5 separate regions of the Homo sapiens genome follow, and all the other regions are linked to region 1. The links are chromatin contacts, found by Hi-C or POLR2A ChIA-PET in ENCODE. All regions are on one chromosome and are shown on one strand. The core of a region is the stretch at or near the end of the contact, and the rest is flanking DNA. Distances in the headings are between cores, read along the strand shown.

Region 1 (2,873 bases), core at 1-2,500:
AACTTGTCCAACATGGCGAAACCCCATGTCTCTACTAAAAATAAAAAAATTAGTCGGGCTTGGTGGCGCGTGTCTGTAGTCCCAGCTACTTGGGAGGCTGAGGCAGGAGCATCGCTAGAACCCGGGAGGCAAAAGTTGCAGTGAGCCGAGACTGCCGAGATTGCTCCACCGCAGTCCAGCCTGGGAGACAGAGCCAGACTCCGTTTAAAAAAAAAAAACAAAAAAAGAAAAAAACAAAAAACAAAACCAAAAAAAGCCATGAAAGAGAGAGAAAAAAAAGAGATAAGACAAACAATGATAAGAGAATCAACTACACTTGAAACACAACAAAGCTGAATTTGGGAGGGAAAGGAAGTGCAGCTACGCTAAAAATCCTCATCCCACAAAGCGAGGCATCAAGAGACACTGTCTAACCTGATGGAAGGAGCAGTAATCCATTTAAAAACAAAAAAACAAAACAGAACAAAAAACAGCGAGAGAGAGAAAAAAGGATGATCCATTCGAGCCCACCGCATCTAATCATCTAATATTACGTACATTCACCTATTTTGCCTACCACGTGTCGGGTTCTGCGCTGGGCTCCAGGGAAACAAAAAAGTATGGCTGGGTCACCACTCCCCACTTACTGGATAAATGCTGTAAAGCCCTTTACCCACTCCGTATTCCTACTTGCCCTAAGGATGGGAGTGGGAATTGGAACGCAGGTCCGCAGATTAATATTCCCCATGTCTTCCCCAACAGTTTCCAGACTGGGAGAGGAATATAAATACAGTGTCGGACCATGTCCCGGGTCAACAACTAAAAAACAGTGATCGAATGAAAGAGGTTGTGGGAGCAGGGTATTCGCCACAAGGTGGGAGTTGTCATCTCCCCGAGAAGAGGTGTGTTAGGAGTCAGGTACCAAACAACCGGCCGTGAAACCGTAAGCAGTCACTATTCCTCTTTCCTCGGGATCAAATGGGGATAAGCCCAGGATCCCGCCCCCTTTGAGTTCAGAATTGGCCCGGAGTCCTGCCCCAGAGCAAAAATTCTTCGATCACCTCCAGGCATCTCTTCCCTACCTCACAGCTCCCGGCTGGTCTCATTTCAGATTCCCAAGTCCTGCCTCTGCACTCACCCCATTCGGGAGATTCTTCACGATCAGTCGCGACATGGCGCAGGGTCCCCGCTGTTTTGATTCCAACACGACTGGTCAGCGTCTTCCACCAAGTTTCACGCTACCGCCCTGGGCGCCGCCATCTTTACCGAGCCGGAACACAGTCACGTGGCTGAGACCTTGGCCTGACCTGTCCGGAAGTAGGCGTGGCTAATCCAAAACTACTCAGGGAGGTCACACCCCACAAGGGGTGGGCCTGGGCGCTTGCATTTTGCGCAGGCGCAGGGCCTTGGGCGGATTCTGTGAGACGCCAATGCAGCGGAGAAGGCGGCAGGGGGCGCCGGTCCCTAACATGCGCCGGTTTAGCTCGGTGTTAAGGGTCGCGCCAACCGGGCAATCGCGTTCTCTCCTTTTTCTTATTTTATTTTTATTATTGAGCCTTAGGACTCCCCTGAGAACGGGGGCAAGATTAGGGACCCTTGCCTTCCTCGTAGAAATGGGGAAAGTGAAGTTTAGAGAGATTGCCAGCCAACACAAATCAAGTATTGAGCCTTTTGTGTAAATACTTGGAATGAACATGTTGGAAATAAACGCTCTCATTTTGCAGGCAGATAAACTGGGAATCGTGCGTGTAAAGCAGCTTGCTCAAAGTCTTATAACTATGAATTGGAAAGTCAGATTCGAGCTAGGGACTGCCTAGGGCCCTACAATGAGTCTCTACGCCTTCAACCCCAGCCCCACAAGCATTTTGCCTCCCTTCCTAATGTTTGGAACTCTCAGCTGGCCAATCTTCTAGCTGAGAGATCTTGGCCAAAATGGCCTCTGAGCCTTTGTGTCTACTTCTATAAAATGGGAATAATTCTTTATTATGCTAGGGGTTAAGGAGGTGAGAACGTGAAAGGGATGTTATTTTCCTATTGCTTCTCTGAGCATTCTCGGTACCTACTCTTGGATGGAGACATCCTATGAAAACCCCTATTTTCACTCTTAAATGACGGTATTTCCTTTCTGTTTCCCCACAGTGCCTCAGCTGCACTGGACGTTGCTGCCAAGCTTCTGCAATTTCCTTCACCTAAAAGACATTCCGTCCCCCCTTCTTATTGTTAACAGCTTTATCACAAACCATGCAATTCACCCACTTAAAGTGCACAATTCAATGGTGCTGACTATATTTACAGAGGTGTGCAGCCATCACCACAATCAATGCTAGGACATTTTCATTACCCCCAAAGAAACACCACACCCTTTAGCTATAACCTTCCAATTCCTCCCTCTCCCTTCCCTCTGATAACCACTAATCTACTTTCCGTCTCTATGGATTTGTCTGTTATGGACATTTCATGTAAATGGAATAATACAATATGTAGTCTTTTGTAATTGACTTCTTTCACTTAGCATAATGTTTTCAAAGTTCTTCCATGTTGCAGCATGAATCAGCACTTTATTTATCTGTTTATTTATTTGAGACAGGGTCGGGCTCTGTCACCCCGACTGGAGTGCAGTGGCACAATCTCAGCTCACTGCAACCTCCGCCTCCCAGGCTCAAGCCATCCTCCCACCTCAGCCTCCTGAGCAGCTGGGACTACAGGCACATGCCACCATGCCTGGCTAATTTTTTTTTTTTGGTAATTTTTTGGTAGAGGCGAGGTTTCAACATGTTGCCCAGGCTGGTCTTGAACTCCTGGGCTCAAGCAATCCACCTGCCTTGAACTTTCAAAGTGCTGGGATTACAGACGTGAGCCACCACACTTTTTTTGCTGAATAGTATTACATATAT
Region 2 (2,873 bases), core at 194-2,693, 8.3 Mb after region 1:
TTAGCCACAACAGGAACACACAAACACTGTCTGTACCTGGAAGTAGAAGTCAGATTTCATAAGGCACGACCGCCAATCTGTAACAGGCTCTTGGATTTACTTGCAGGGGCTGTAAACTCAAACTCGAGCCAAGCAGGAACCTAAATGAGGATGCAGGACAGCTGAGGGGTTTTGAAATTTTCAACATACACCAAGTTTAAAATGTTGCCTCAGGCAGGGTGTTGGTGGCTCACGCCTGTAATCCTAGCACTTGGAAGGCCAAGGGCAAGGCGGGAGGATCACTTGAGCCCAGGAGTTCACGACCAGCCTGGGCAACATGGCTGGCAACATGACCCCGTGTCTATTAAAAAAAAATAAGTAAATAAAGGCCGAGGCGGGTGGATCACTTGAGGTCAGGAATTCGAAATCTGCCTGACCAACATGGTGAAACCCCATCTCTACTTAAAACACAAAAATTAGCCCGGAGTGGTGGCACGCTCCTGTAATCCCAGCTACTCGGGAGGCTGAGGCAGGAGAATCGCTTGAACCTGGGAGGCAGAGGTTGCAGTGAGCCGAGAGCGCCCCACTGCACTTCAGCCTGGGCAACAGAGCGAGACTGAGTCTCAAACAAAACAAAAAGAAAAAAAAAAATTAGCCGGGCGTGGTGGCGGGCGCCTGCAATCCCAGCTACTCGGGAGGCTGAGGCTGAGAATCGCTTGAAGCCGGGAGGCACAGGTTGCAGTGAGCTGAGATCTCGCCACTGCACTCCAGCCTGGGCGACAGAGGCAGATCTTGTCTCAAAAAAATTAAAATAAAATAAAATGTTGCCTTTAAACTTTTTAGAAACGGATGCCACAATAACCGCTCCTGCAGGCAGAATTTAGCTCTGGACCCCTGGCCTGGGTGCCAGTTGTGTGTGACGGTCCCGCTACAATCGCCCAGGAGCCTGCAGCGCTAGGTAGAGAGCCCTGCGCCAGCTCCCCCGGCCCCTTCTGCCCTCGGGAGGACGTCTTCAGACGCTCGTCTCCCTTCCCGGACTCCCCCCATGCCGTGTCCCTCCTCCTCTCCACGTCTCCTCAGGGACTTCGAGTGGCTGACGAGGGCTGGTCAGGAGGCGGAGCAGCCCCAAGAAGGCAGCCCGGGGTCTCGGGGACTCGTTTCTAGAAGATGGACGAACTGAAAAGGAAGCCGGGCTTGACCCAGGGGGCGGAGGCGGGGCTGTCCTCAGTCCTCCCGACCGGAGCGAGACGCCGCGACCCAGCTGGGCGGACGAGAGATGAGCGCGTAAGGAAGGCGGGCGCCGTGGGCCGGGCCACAGCGCTGTCCGCGTCGGTCCCTCCCTCTGGTCCTGTCCCCTCTACGCGGCCGCAGCGGTACCTGAAGAATGAAGTTACGCTGCGCGACAGCCAACTCTTCAGAGCCGCCATTGTGCAGCGCGCGGACGCCAGACGCACACGCCGGAAGTGACGCAGCTTCGTGAGCGCGGAGCGGGGCACGGCCTCCACCTGAGAGCGCCTCGCCCCATAGCCACGCCCCCACCCAAGGAAGCAGTCGGGATTGGGCAGGCAGGGGGAAAGGGGGCGAGGCTTAGGGCAAAGGCTGTAACGGCCGCGCAAGGCAACCAACCGCCGGAACTTCCGCGCGGGGCGGGGCATATGCAGGGCCTGAGGGCGCGGAGGTGGGTCCGGCGCGGAGCTGAGTCGGGCGCCGTGACGCTGGCGGGTGGGCGGGGACTCAGTTCGGGCCAGGGCTTGAAGGGAATTTCCTGGTGAGTTAGGGAGGCGGGGCCGGGCGGGAGGCGGGGCCGGGCGGGAGGCGGGGCCGGGCGCGGCGACGGCGCTGTCACTTCAGCACCAGGAAGTAAGTGGTCCAGCCGGCCAGCAGCAGCGCCCCGATGAGCACCGTGTAGCTGAGGAGCACGAAGGCGAGCAGCTCCCGCAGCAGCTGCAGCACGTGGACGGTGGACGAGGCCGGCATCGCGCTGCGCGGGAGCCCCAGGACGGTCGGCGGCCTGCCGGGCTGGCGCCGTCCCAGAGGGGCGGACGGGAACACACGAGGTCCTGGCCCTCGAAACAGCAAACGAAGGCCAGGAAGCCCACAGTGCCGACCTCCCCAACAGCCTCCTGGACGCTCGCTTCTCGGTTACACTGGAGAATCCTTCTCAACCCAAACTGCCCTCGTTCTTCGGCTCTGATCCGGGCTGAGGAGGCAGAAGCCCGGCTCTTCCCCGCGCCCCGCAGCTGCATGAGTTTTCCTCCCTGGCCCGCTCCTCCCACCACCTCCTGCATTTTTAATGCTGTGAGTGCCGCTAATGCGCTGGTGGAGTAAACCTTTCTTTTCCCGTCACTCAAGCTGCAGCCCCAGCTGCGGCCCTGGCTGGAAGGGGAAGGGGAGAGAGACCCATTTGGGCAGGAGGAAGGCACAGGCCCAAACCTGCTCTTCTGTGAGTCCCCTGGCCCCAAGGCTTGCCAGCAGCAGAGCTGGAGGATCTTTGCTTTGTGGTCCAGCATGCTTGCCTTCTGGCCAGCTGGGACTGCAGGGTGCCAGGTGGTGGGTGGGCATCAATCCGATCCTGGGCTCACCCCCGCCACCGTGCTCTGTGCATCTGCCCCAGCCCTGCTAACTTCCACCAGAGACGACATCAGACAGTAAGAACCCCACACCAGCTCATCAGACAGTAGGAACCCTACAACACCTCCAATGCTGCTTTGCCCAGCCACTCCCCACAGTGTCAGGCACTGGCTTCCTTCTCTCCCCACCTCACTTACTTGGCAAAGTTTCCACGAATCTTCCACCCTGAAGCTCCGCGGTTCTGTCTGCTCTGGTGCCCAAAGGTAGCTTGTGTGTATTCTGCGATCTCGGCAGAACTGAGATTTTCAAGCAGCGGCACTCAA
Region 3 (2,873 bases), core at 374-2,873, 6.3 Mb before region 1:
TCCAAACATTAGTGTTCTACTGGTGGGCAGTGGGGGAGTGGGTGGGGGGTGTGGAAGTGGAGAAGTGGGTGTGGTGGTGGGGAAGCAAAACCTGCATCCTATTTATGACTTAACCTTGGAAACATCATTTCTGTCATACTTTATTGGCCAAAGCAGACCTACAACTACCCAGATTCAAGTTGGTGGGGGCGGGGGGGGGTGCTTTGATGGAGGAATATCAAGATCACGTTGCAGACAAACATGTGTGAAGGACTCTATTGTTGCAGCCATCCTTGAAAAATATTATCTGCCATATGGTCTTTCTAAAATGGGTTAAAAGCAAAGAAACCACAGAAGAATCATCTTACAGAAACAGAGCAGGGGGAGAAGTCTTAATGGACAAATAATCTGCCTACACAAACAATGAGCAATTTACTTCTGGGAGGATCTCTCCTCAGGCAGGGAGATTGCCAAGCGCATTAGGCTGAGTAGAGTTGGTGACAGAACTCATAGTTGTATCAGCTCCTCTGTGTGTGATCTGAGTAGGAAAGTATTTGACTACTGGGGACTCTAGCTTCATCTTTAAAACAAAGTGTTGTGAGAACCAAGTAAAATACTGTATAGAAAGATAAATGTGTTGCAAAAAGGTCCCCGAATAGAGCCCACAGGTGGACACCCCCCGTTTGACAATGCCACTGGGAAAGACCATGTGTACTGCCAGTTTATCCTTGCCACTGTTTCCCCATAGCAGCCACCTTCCTGTTTCTTTTGCTTGCCTCTCTCAGAGGTAGATGCATTGAGGGTAAATGACCAGGACAGGGCCACACAGCCAAGAGATCAAAACCCAGATTTTTCTGGGATGCTAGTTTGAGATTTTCCATTCTACAAACGTCCAGCCACTCACGAGTTCTAACAGATGACTGATCTTAGCTGAGAAGCATGACATAGATACAAGGGAGTCACACTGCCCGGGTTCATATCCCAGCTGCACCGCTTACTAGCAGTGTGACCTTTGGAAGGATCGCTGTTTTCCCAGGTGTAAAACGGAAATAAGACCTCCCACAAAGGGGTAAGTAATCACGTGATACGGCACTCAAAACAGCGCCTTCAACATAAGTAAGCCCTTTGTGTTTGCCAAGACTAAATCACTACTGCATAGTTAGTATATAATTGGTGCTAAATGTTTTTTTCTCACTTTTTTTTTTGGTGCTAAATGTTTTAAGGTGAGAAAGTAACATTTAGGGATGTAATGAGATGTAATGGTGGGATCTCCGTGAAACGACAAATTCATTTTGGAGAAAGCTTTTTAAAAAACGCAAACCACAAACCTCTGCCATTTGTCAGCTTGAAGTCTACGGAACTGCAAGCAAAATAAAGATTGGTGAAACTTTGCTTCTGACTGACCCCTACAGTCCCAAATATTTTCTTGGCCTTTACAAAGCCCGCAGGCATCGTCACATGCAGTCCTGAAAAGCCTTTTCTCTATACTTCACACAGCCCAGACCAGCCCACGTGGATTCCTCGCCCGGCTGCTTCCGCTTCCATTTTGTCCCCTCCTATTTCTCATTCGGCGCCTCAGAATGACGTCTGAAATGAGCGCCGACGCTGCCCAAACAGGAGCCTGCGCATGCGCTCTGCCCTGGCAGCGGCCCTGTGCAGATCCCTGAGCGTGTGGCAGCAGTGCGGTCGTGGTCCCTCCCTATGCAGCCTGGTTTCTAGCGTGACACGCCCTTGACTTGAGGACCATGAACCGCAGCCGCCAGGTGACGTGCGTGGCCTGGGTCCGCTGCGGCGTGGCCAAAGAGACACCAGACAAGGTGAGGCCTGGTCGCTGGGAGACAAGGGGAGCAGCGTCTTTACGGCACTGGGGGTCCGCCCAGCTGGGGGAACGTGGACCCGGAACTCGGGGCGTTGGCTGGTGCGACTGGCTGGGGTGAGGGCGGCTTTGCCCGGATTGTCGCGACTAGAGCTGCAGTTCAGAAGGTCTGGTTCGCCTGAGCCTGGAGAGTCAAGGGCCGCGCCTTCTCACTGTTCCCACCCTCAAGCCCAACCCCACTCCCAAATTCGCACGCACATGGACTTAGCGGGCCGGAAAGGGGTGGGCTGCTGTTTTTGGTGGGTAATACCCCAAAAGGCTTTTTGACAACACCACTAGCTTCACTAGCACCCAAGTGCATTTTCAAGCATAACTGGGAAGAGAGCATGAAAACTCCACTTTCCACTCTTGTGCTCCGTGTCTGAAGGAGTGAGGATGAATGTGGTGTAGAAAAACTGGTGTGGAGGCTAAGATGTCGTGAGGCTGGGAGATGAATAGGGAATTTCTTGCAGTAATCCAAGTGAGATGTTGATGGTAGCAGGGAGGATGAGAGGTAAATGTCTAACACATGAAAAACCTACAAGAGTTGGAGACTGAGACTGTAGCAGAGGTGACGATTACTTAAGTAATTTCCTCATTGGATACTAAGTGCTTTCTGTAGGCCAGGCATTGTTCAGGGTCCTGGGATAGGCATGAACAAAATAGAAAAAGTCCCGCCGGGCGCGGTGGCTCACGCCTGTAATCCCAGCACTTTGGGAGGCCAAGGCGGGCGGATCACGAGGTCAGGAGATCGAGAGCATCCTGGCTAACACGGTGAAACCCCGTCTCTACTAAAAATACAAAAAATTAGCCGGGTGTGGTGGTGGATGCCTGTAGTCCCAGCTACTCGGGAGGCTGAGGCAGGAGAATGGCGTGAACCCGGGAGGCGGAGCTTGCAGTGAGCCGAGATCGCACAGCTGCACTCCAGCCTGGGCGGGCAACAGAGTGAGACTCCGTCTCAAAAAAAAAAAAAAAAAAAAAAAAAAAAAAATAGAAAAAGACCCTGCCTTTATGGAGTCGACATGTGCACATATAGTAT
Region 4 (2,873 bases), core at 198-2,697, 5.9 Mb after region 1:
AGCTACTCTGGAGGCTGAGGCAGGAGAATCGCTTGAACCCAGGAGGCGGAGGTTGCAGTGAGCTGAGATTGCACCACTGTACTCCAGCCTGAGAGACTGAGACTCTAAATAAATAAACAAATAAATAAAAGCAAAGGTGAGTGACAAGGAGATTCCAAGGACACACACAGGTGAGCAAAGTTGGCAGGGTAGGCTGTTACCTGGAAGAACAGATTCAGCCTGGAGGCCCGGCTGGCAATGGGTTCAGCAGCACCAGCATCCAAAGGATTCCGCGCTCCATATTTGAACTTCAACATCTCCCCACTGGCGCTGAAAGGATATCAGAAAAGTCAAGTGTGTCCTATGTTTTGAGCAGGAAGGGCCTGAGAGATCCTGATCTCCCTCAAGATATCAGGGACAAGGAGGTGAAAATCAGCTACCACTCCAGTTTTAGGAAGCTCAGTCTAATCATGGAGATTAAACACCAGATTTTAACTCACTGTGACAGGAGATGATACACTTATCTGACATACTCTCTTACTTATAAATGTGTTTATTATCTCCCCCCTTAGAATGGAAGCTCCACAAGGGCAGAGATGTTTGCCCCCATGCAGTGGGGGCACACATAGCCTGGCACACAAATAGGTGCGAATAGTTATTAAATGAATGACTGAAATAAGCAAAATATATAGCTTGTTGTAAGGTGTTAAGTGCTATGGGGTAAAAACAAAATCGAGCAAGAAAAGGACAATGGGGGTGAGATGGTGCAATTTTTAGTGTGGTCAAATAAGACTTCACTGAGAAGCCACCATTTGACCCAAGACTTGAAGACCTGAAGCGAATGACCAGCAAGCCATGTTGATATCTGGGGAAAGAAAGACATCCGTGGCAAACGAAACAGCCAAGCCAAAAGCACTGAGGCAGGACCTGGCCTCTCCAGCAACAGCGAGGCCAGACGGACTGGAGCAGAGCGAAAGAGGCGGGGGCATCATGAGGTGATGGGGTGGGCACGGGGTATGAATACGCTGAAACAGAGAGGTTAAGTAAATGGCTAAGTTCACGCAGATAATAAGGAACCGGCCGACTACACTGGGCAGAATAATGCAGTTAGTGCTGACAGGAGGCAGAGCTGAAGAGACAAAGCACTCCGCCTGGTTTAGGGGAGGAGCAAGCCTCCTGCCCCAGCACCACTCGGCTGACCCCTCGGCTCCCAAGGAAGGTGGGCGCGCGCACAGCTAGCCCCGGAAGACCCTCCAGGCCTCCCGCAGCCCTGGGGGTGGAATCGCCGCCCTCCCCGGGGCGGGAGGGAAACCCGGGACTTGTATGGGTGGAGGCGGCCCTCCCCTGGCCTTGCAGAGCCGGGTGCGGTAGAATTGGGTCTGGGGGATCAGACTCACGCTCTGCGAACCCCCAGGTCTGCGATCTGTTCCGCCCCGCGCCTCCCGCCGCCGCGTTTGAACCCGAGGAACGGCGCGGGCGGGTCTCAGCCGTGTTTGGACCAATCAGCGTCTCCGCTCCTATGATAGACATGGGCGTCTCAGCCAGGCCCCGCCCATGTCCCTAAAGGCATGGAGGAAAGTGAAGGGGAGAGCCAATCAAATTGCATCTTCCTTTGACTCGCGACCAACGGGAAAAAGGGAAGGGCAAAATCAGCAGGGCAGGTCTTGGAAGTTTGAAATTGGCGGTTACGCAGGATGCTGCGTTTGAGGACGCGACTGTTAATCTAGGATCCCTGAGGAGGTCGCCAGGGCGCTGTCCCCTGCTCTCGGCCACCTGCAAGGAGGAAGGCAGCCAGGCTGCTCTGCCTGGTCTTCTTTCTCTCTCATGTGGCTAAGGTAGAAGTACTTGTTACCTGGGGAAGCCCAGTGGTCCTCTGCTACAGCTGAGGCAGCGAATGTTTTGAGCTTGACTTCAACCTACCTTGATTACTCTATCTCCGGGCTGACTGCCCTGCAAGGAGTTGGTGACAGTCATTGAGACTGTCTGAAAGGACACTTTAAAATAAATTATAGACGAGATACTTAAACAGGCACTTCACCAAAAAGGAAATCCAGATGACCAACAAATGTGTGAAAGTTGTCAACCTCGTTCATAATCAGAAAATATGAAAAATAAAGTCACAGTGAGAAAGAATAACACTCAAATTCGAGAACAACAACAACAAAAGGATGTGACAGTGTTTGCGAAGATGTGGAAGTACACACACTTATACAGTACCCGTAGGCGTGTAAATGGATACAATCTCTTTGAAATTTGAAAAAAAAGTTTGGCATTATTTGCTAACATTGAAGATTTGTGCATTCTATGACTATTGCTAGGTGTAGTTTCTCTACCTAAGAAAAACTCCTATTTATTTATTTATTTTGAGATGGAGTCTTGCTCTGTCTCCCAGGCTGGAGTGCAATGGCACGATCTCGCCTCACTGCAACCTCCACCTCCCAGGTTCAAGCTATTCTCTTGTCTCATCCTCCCAAGTAACTGGGATTACAGGTGCATGCCACCATGCCCAATTGTTTGTATTTTTAGTAGAGATGGGGTTTCACCGTGTTGTCCAGGCTGGTCTTGAACTCCTGACCTCGAGTGATCTGCCCACCTCGGCCTCCCAAAGTGCTGAGATTACAGGCCCTGAGCCACCACGCCGGCGAGAAACTCCTACTTATGTACACCAAGAGATGTGTATAAGAATACAAAATAGTGTTCGCAAAAAACTGGAAGTGATATAAATGTCCATCAGCAGTAGAAAAGACAAAATTGTATATTGCAGTGTTTTCACAAGCAATGAAAAAGAATAAACTGCAACTAACCACAATGACATAATGAGTCTCAAAACAAGGCCTAATGAAGGAAGCAAGAAAATAACATATGATTCCATTATGATTCCATTCTTATAAGTT
Region 5 (2,873 bases), core at 180-2,679, 5.5 Mb before region 1:
GAGTAAATGGCAAAGTCTGAATTTGAGCTCAGGTCTCTTTGACTCCCCAGAATCTGAACTGCTAACTTCTAAATGCTTAGCGTTTCTGGGGCACCTCCCTAGATGTTTAATTTCAGTATTTGTGGATTAAGATGGAGGTTTCCATTCTCTGCTTCAAGGAAAAAATTTCTCTCTGGGAAGCCAAAAGAACTAGCCAGGTCCTTCTGGAGAGGATACAAATTAAAAAGTCAGGGAGAACCGAGGGGGTGGCTTGCGCCTGTAATCTTAGCGCTTTGGGAAGCCGAGATGGAGGGAGAGCTTAAGGTCAAGAGTTCGAGACCAGCCCGGGCGACATAGTGAGACCCGGTCTCTAAAGAAAATAAAAAATCAGAAATAGGTCGGGCGCGATGGCTCACGCCTGTAATCCCAGCACTTTGGGAGGCCGAGGCAGGCGAATCTTCTGAGGTCAGGAGTTCGAGACCAGCCTGGCCAACGTGGTGAAACCCCATCTCTACTAAAAATACACAAATTAGGCGGGCGTGGTGATGCGCGCCTGTAATCCCAGCTACTCGGGAGGCTGAGGCAGGAGAATCGCTTCAACCTGGGAGGCGGAGGTTGCAGTGGGCCAAGATCGTGCCACTTCCCTCCAGCCTGGGCAACAGAGTGCGATTCCGTCTCAAAAAAAAAGAAAGAAAGCAAGACAGAGAGAGAGAAAAAAAAAGAAAGAAAGAAAGAAAAGAAAAGAAAAGAAAATTCGCCGGGCATGGTGGCATGCACCTGTAGTCCCAGCTACTCGGGAGGCTGAGATGGGAGGATTGCTTGAGCCCAGGAGGTGGAGGCTGCAGTGAGCTGCAATTGCTCCACCGCACTCCAGCCTGGGCGACACAACGAGACCCTGTATTTTATAAGAAAAAAAAAAGTTGTTTAAGTCAGGGAGGAAAAGACACAGAGAGGAAAAGAGTAAAGAAGAAGAAGGCGGCAAACTCAGCAGCATGGGGTGGAGGCTAAGAACAGGGGCTGCGCAGTCAAGCAGGCTAACCGGGTGAAGGGGTGAAAAGCATCAGCATCTTCATTTCACAACCGGGAAAAATGAGGCACACGACAGCGGCTCCGGGACGAAGAGACCCGAGGAAAAGACCGCCGTGGAACTTCCAGTTTCCGGGCCCGCCACCTAGTGTGCCCCAAATCCGCACGCCCATCGGGTTTCCAGCACCTGCTCCTCCTGCCTGTGGCCTAGGCCCCGCCCCTCCCGCTGCTTATTGGCTGCTACGTGAACGAGACAAACGCAAGCAACAACCAATGGGAGTGGCCCACGGCGCGTCTTTCCCGGGGAAGCCGACGCGGACGCGGGAACCCGGAAATGCGAGGGAAGGACAAGTGGGGAAAGCCAATCCGCCGCGACGAGGGCTGCGGGCGGTTCAATGGCAAGTCGCCGGGGGCGGGGCCAGAGGCCGGCGGAGAAGGAGGACCCGGGAGCCGGCGGCCCGGAGCTGGGAGCGCGGGGAAGGCGGTTGGGGTTCTGACAGCTGCGCGCGGTGAGAAGGGGAAAAGCCCTAGGGGCTCGAGAGGATGAAGCCGGGAAGGGTGCGACGGGGCCGCGAGCCCTGGGCGGGGTTCGGGAAGGGAGGCTCTGCAGTCTTGGAGGGGACTCAGACCGGTCCCCTCCCCTCTCCGGGCCTCAGTTCTCCCTTTCTAGGGAAGTGTGGGGGAGAGATTCGCGCCTCCCAGAACGCACTCCTTCCCTGCACACACCCCTGGCACCGGCGAACTGCCCCCTTTCCTGTACCGCCCCGCCCAGGAGCCTGTCCCCTCGGGAAGCCCGCCCAGACCCCTGGACCCGCGCAGCACTCCAGGCGCACCCCTATTAAAGCGCACCCCAAGCCATTTCACATGTTCTGTGGCAATGGGCCAGGATCCCCATGAGACTCAGAACCCCGTGATCCATCAGTCATTCCCGGGTCAGGACCAGCCCAGAGCAGGTGCACAGGCCCTGCTTAGTAATAAGGTAGAAATCGAGACCTGGGGACCGGGTTCAGAGGCCCTGGGGTTTCCTTCCGGATGCCTCTGTTTACCTCCTGTGGGCCTTCTGGAATTTAACTTATGCTCTCTGTGTCTTGGTTTCCCTTGTCTGTAAAATGGAGCTAGCGGTAGCTCTTCCTTCATAGGGTGGCATGAGGGTGAAACGAGGCAATGCGTGGCCAGTACACTGCTCAGCACCTAGGACACCATAGTTGCTTAATAAGTGCTTATTGTTAGCATAGTGTTTGCATGCCTGGCCCCACCTCCACTCCCACTGCCAGCCCCAAGCACATACAAGCCATGTTGTCACTGAGGCCAAGCACTGTGGCCCACAGCCTGAGTTCCTTTCGAGATGCTCGAACTGCTCATCTTCTTGATGGGGTCCCTTCTGGACAGGCCAGAAATGGAAGGCCAGAGAGGGGAAGGGCACTGTGGGAGCTGTGGCTGAATATCAGGGTGAGGGCAATAAATGAGGCCACCCAACAATTGTGCTTATCAAAGATTGGGCGTCAGAACTGCTGTGGCTGATCTGCCTGGGTGTCTGTCAGTCATTTATGTCCCAAATGTTTGACATATGTCCACAAATCCAGTGTTTGTGGTCAGAAGCCACAGGGATATATGGGAAGGGGGGACACTTTAGAGCCGTGGGGTTCCTGAGTTCAAGTCCTAAGGCTGTCACTTGCTCCCGGCGAGACTTTCGGCAAGGGACTTCACCTCTCTGAACCTCAGTTCCCTCACCTGGAGAAGGGTGAAAACATCAGCTCAAGTCGTTGAAGATTGCAGGAGGTGACCCATGTGAGGCATTTGGTGCTTAGCACACGGCCTGGATTATGGCAAGTGCTCATTAATTGTTGGACCACAGCAGTGTTTTCACA

The links. Hi-C counts contacts between places; a loop is a spot of excess contacts on that map. ChIA-PET counts read pairs that join two places held with the same protein, here RNA polymerase II (POLR2A). Pooled maps may share reads with other maps.
Region 2: a loop to region 1 is called in a pooled map, with 4 times the contacts of the local background. The contact joins the promoter of DIABLO here to the promoter of RBM19 in region 1. A Hi-C loop is called at or near these places in 2 of 50 pooled maps. POLR2A ChIA-PET finds 5 or more read pairs at or near these places in 2 of 52 experiments (T-cell and WTC11).
Region 3: a pooled map shows a loop between it and region 1 (12-fold over the local background). The contact joins the promoter of PWP1 here to the promoter of RBM19 in region 1. A Hi-C loop is called at or near these places in 5 of 50 pooled maps.
Region 4: a loop to region 1 is called in a pooled map, with 14 times the contacts of the local background. The contact joins the promoter of CIT here to the promoter of RBM19 in region 1. A Hi-C loop is called at or near these places in 5 of 50 pooled maps.
Region 5: a pooled map shows a loop between it and region 1 (13-fold over the local background). The contact joins the promoter of FICD here to the promoter of RBM19 in region 1. A Hi-C loop is called at or near these places in 6 of 50 pooled maps.

What each region holds. Positions count from the first base shown.
Region 1 is chr12:113,965,075-113,967,947 of GRCh38, forward strand. RBM19 (RNA binding motif protein 19) reads right to left here and starts at 1,251. Exons shown (of 24, transcript NM_016196.4): 1 at 1,118-1,251. The coding sequence starts at 1,153. RefSeq lists enhancers at 1-601, 602-1,529, 1,488-1,557.
Region 2 is chr12:122,224,609-122,227,481 of GRCh38, forward strand. DIABLO (diablo IAP-binding mitochondrial protein) reads right to left here and starts at 1,444. Exons shown (of 6, transcript NM_001371333.1): 1 at 1,357-1,444; 2 at 1-36. The coding sequence starts at 1,406. It overlaps LOC128125816, which reads right to left and starts at 1,956. Exons shown (of 1, transcript NM_001414998.1): 1 at 1,822-1,956. The coding sequence starts at 1,956. The coding sequence ends at 1,822. It overlaps LOC101593348 (a long non-coding RNA gene), which reads left to right and starts at 1,834. Exons shown (of 1, transcript NR_103497.1): 1 at 1,834-2,873. RefSeq lists enhancers at 1-751, 1,161-1,210, 1,221-1,460, 1,514-1,808, 1,758-2,589 and 1 more and a silencer at 1,751-1,890.
Region 3 is chr12:107,684,176-107,687,048 of GRCh38, forward strand. PWP1 (PWP1 homolog, endonuclein) reads left to right here and starts at 1,624. Exons shown (of 15, transcript NM_007062.3): 1 at 1,624-1,796. The coding sequence starts at 1,725. RefSeq lists enhancers at 1,433-1,692, 1,913-1,962.
Region 4 is chr12:119,875,873-119,878,745 of GRCh38, forward strand. CIT (citron rho-interacting serine/threonine kinase) reads right to left here and starts at 1,448. Exons shown (of 48, transcript NM_001206999.2): 1 at 1,377-1,448; 2 at 201-309. The coding sequence starts at 296. RefSeq lists an enhancer at 838-897 and a silencer at 1,128-1,207.
Region 5 is chr12:108,513,848-108,516,720 of GRCh38, forward strand. It overlaps FICD (FIC domain protein adenylyltransferase), which reads left to right and starts at 1,430. Exons shown (of 3, transcript NM_007076.3): 1 at 1,430-1,514. RefSeq lists enhancers at 902-961, 2,864-2,873.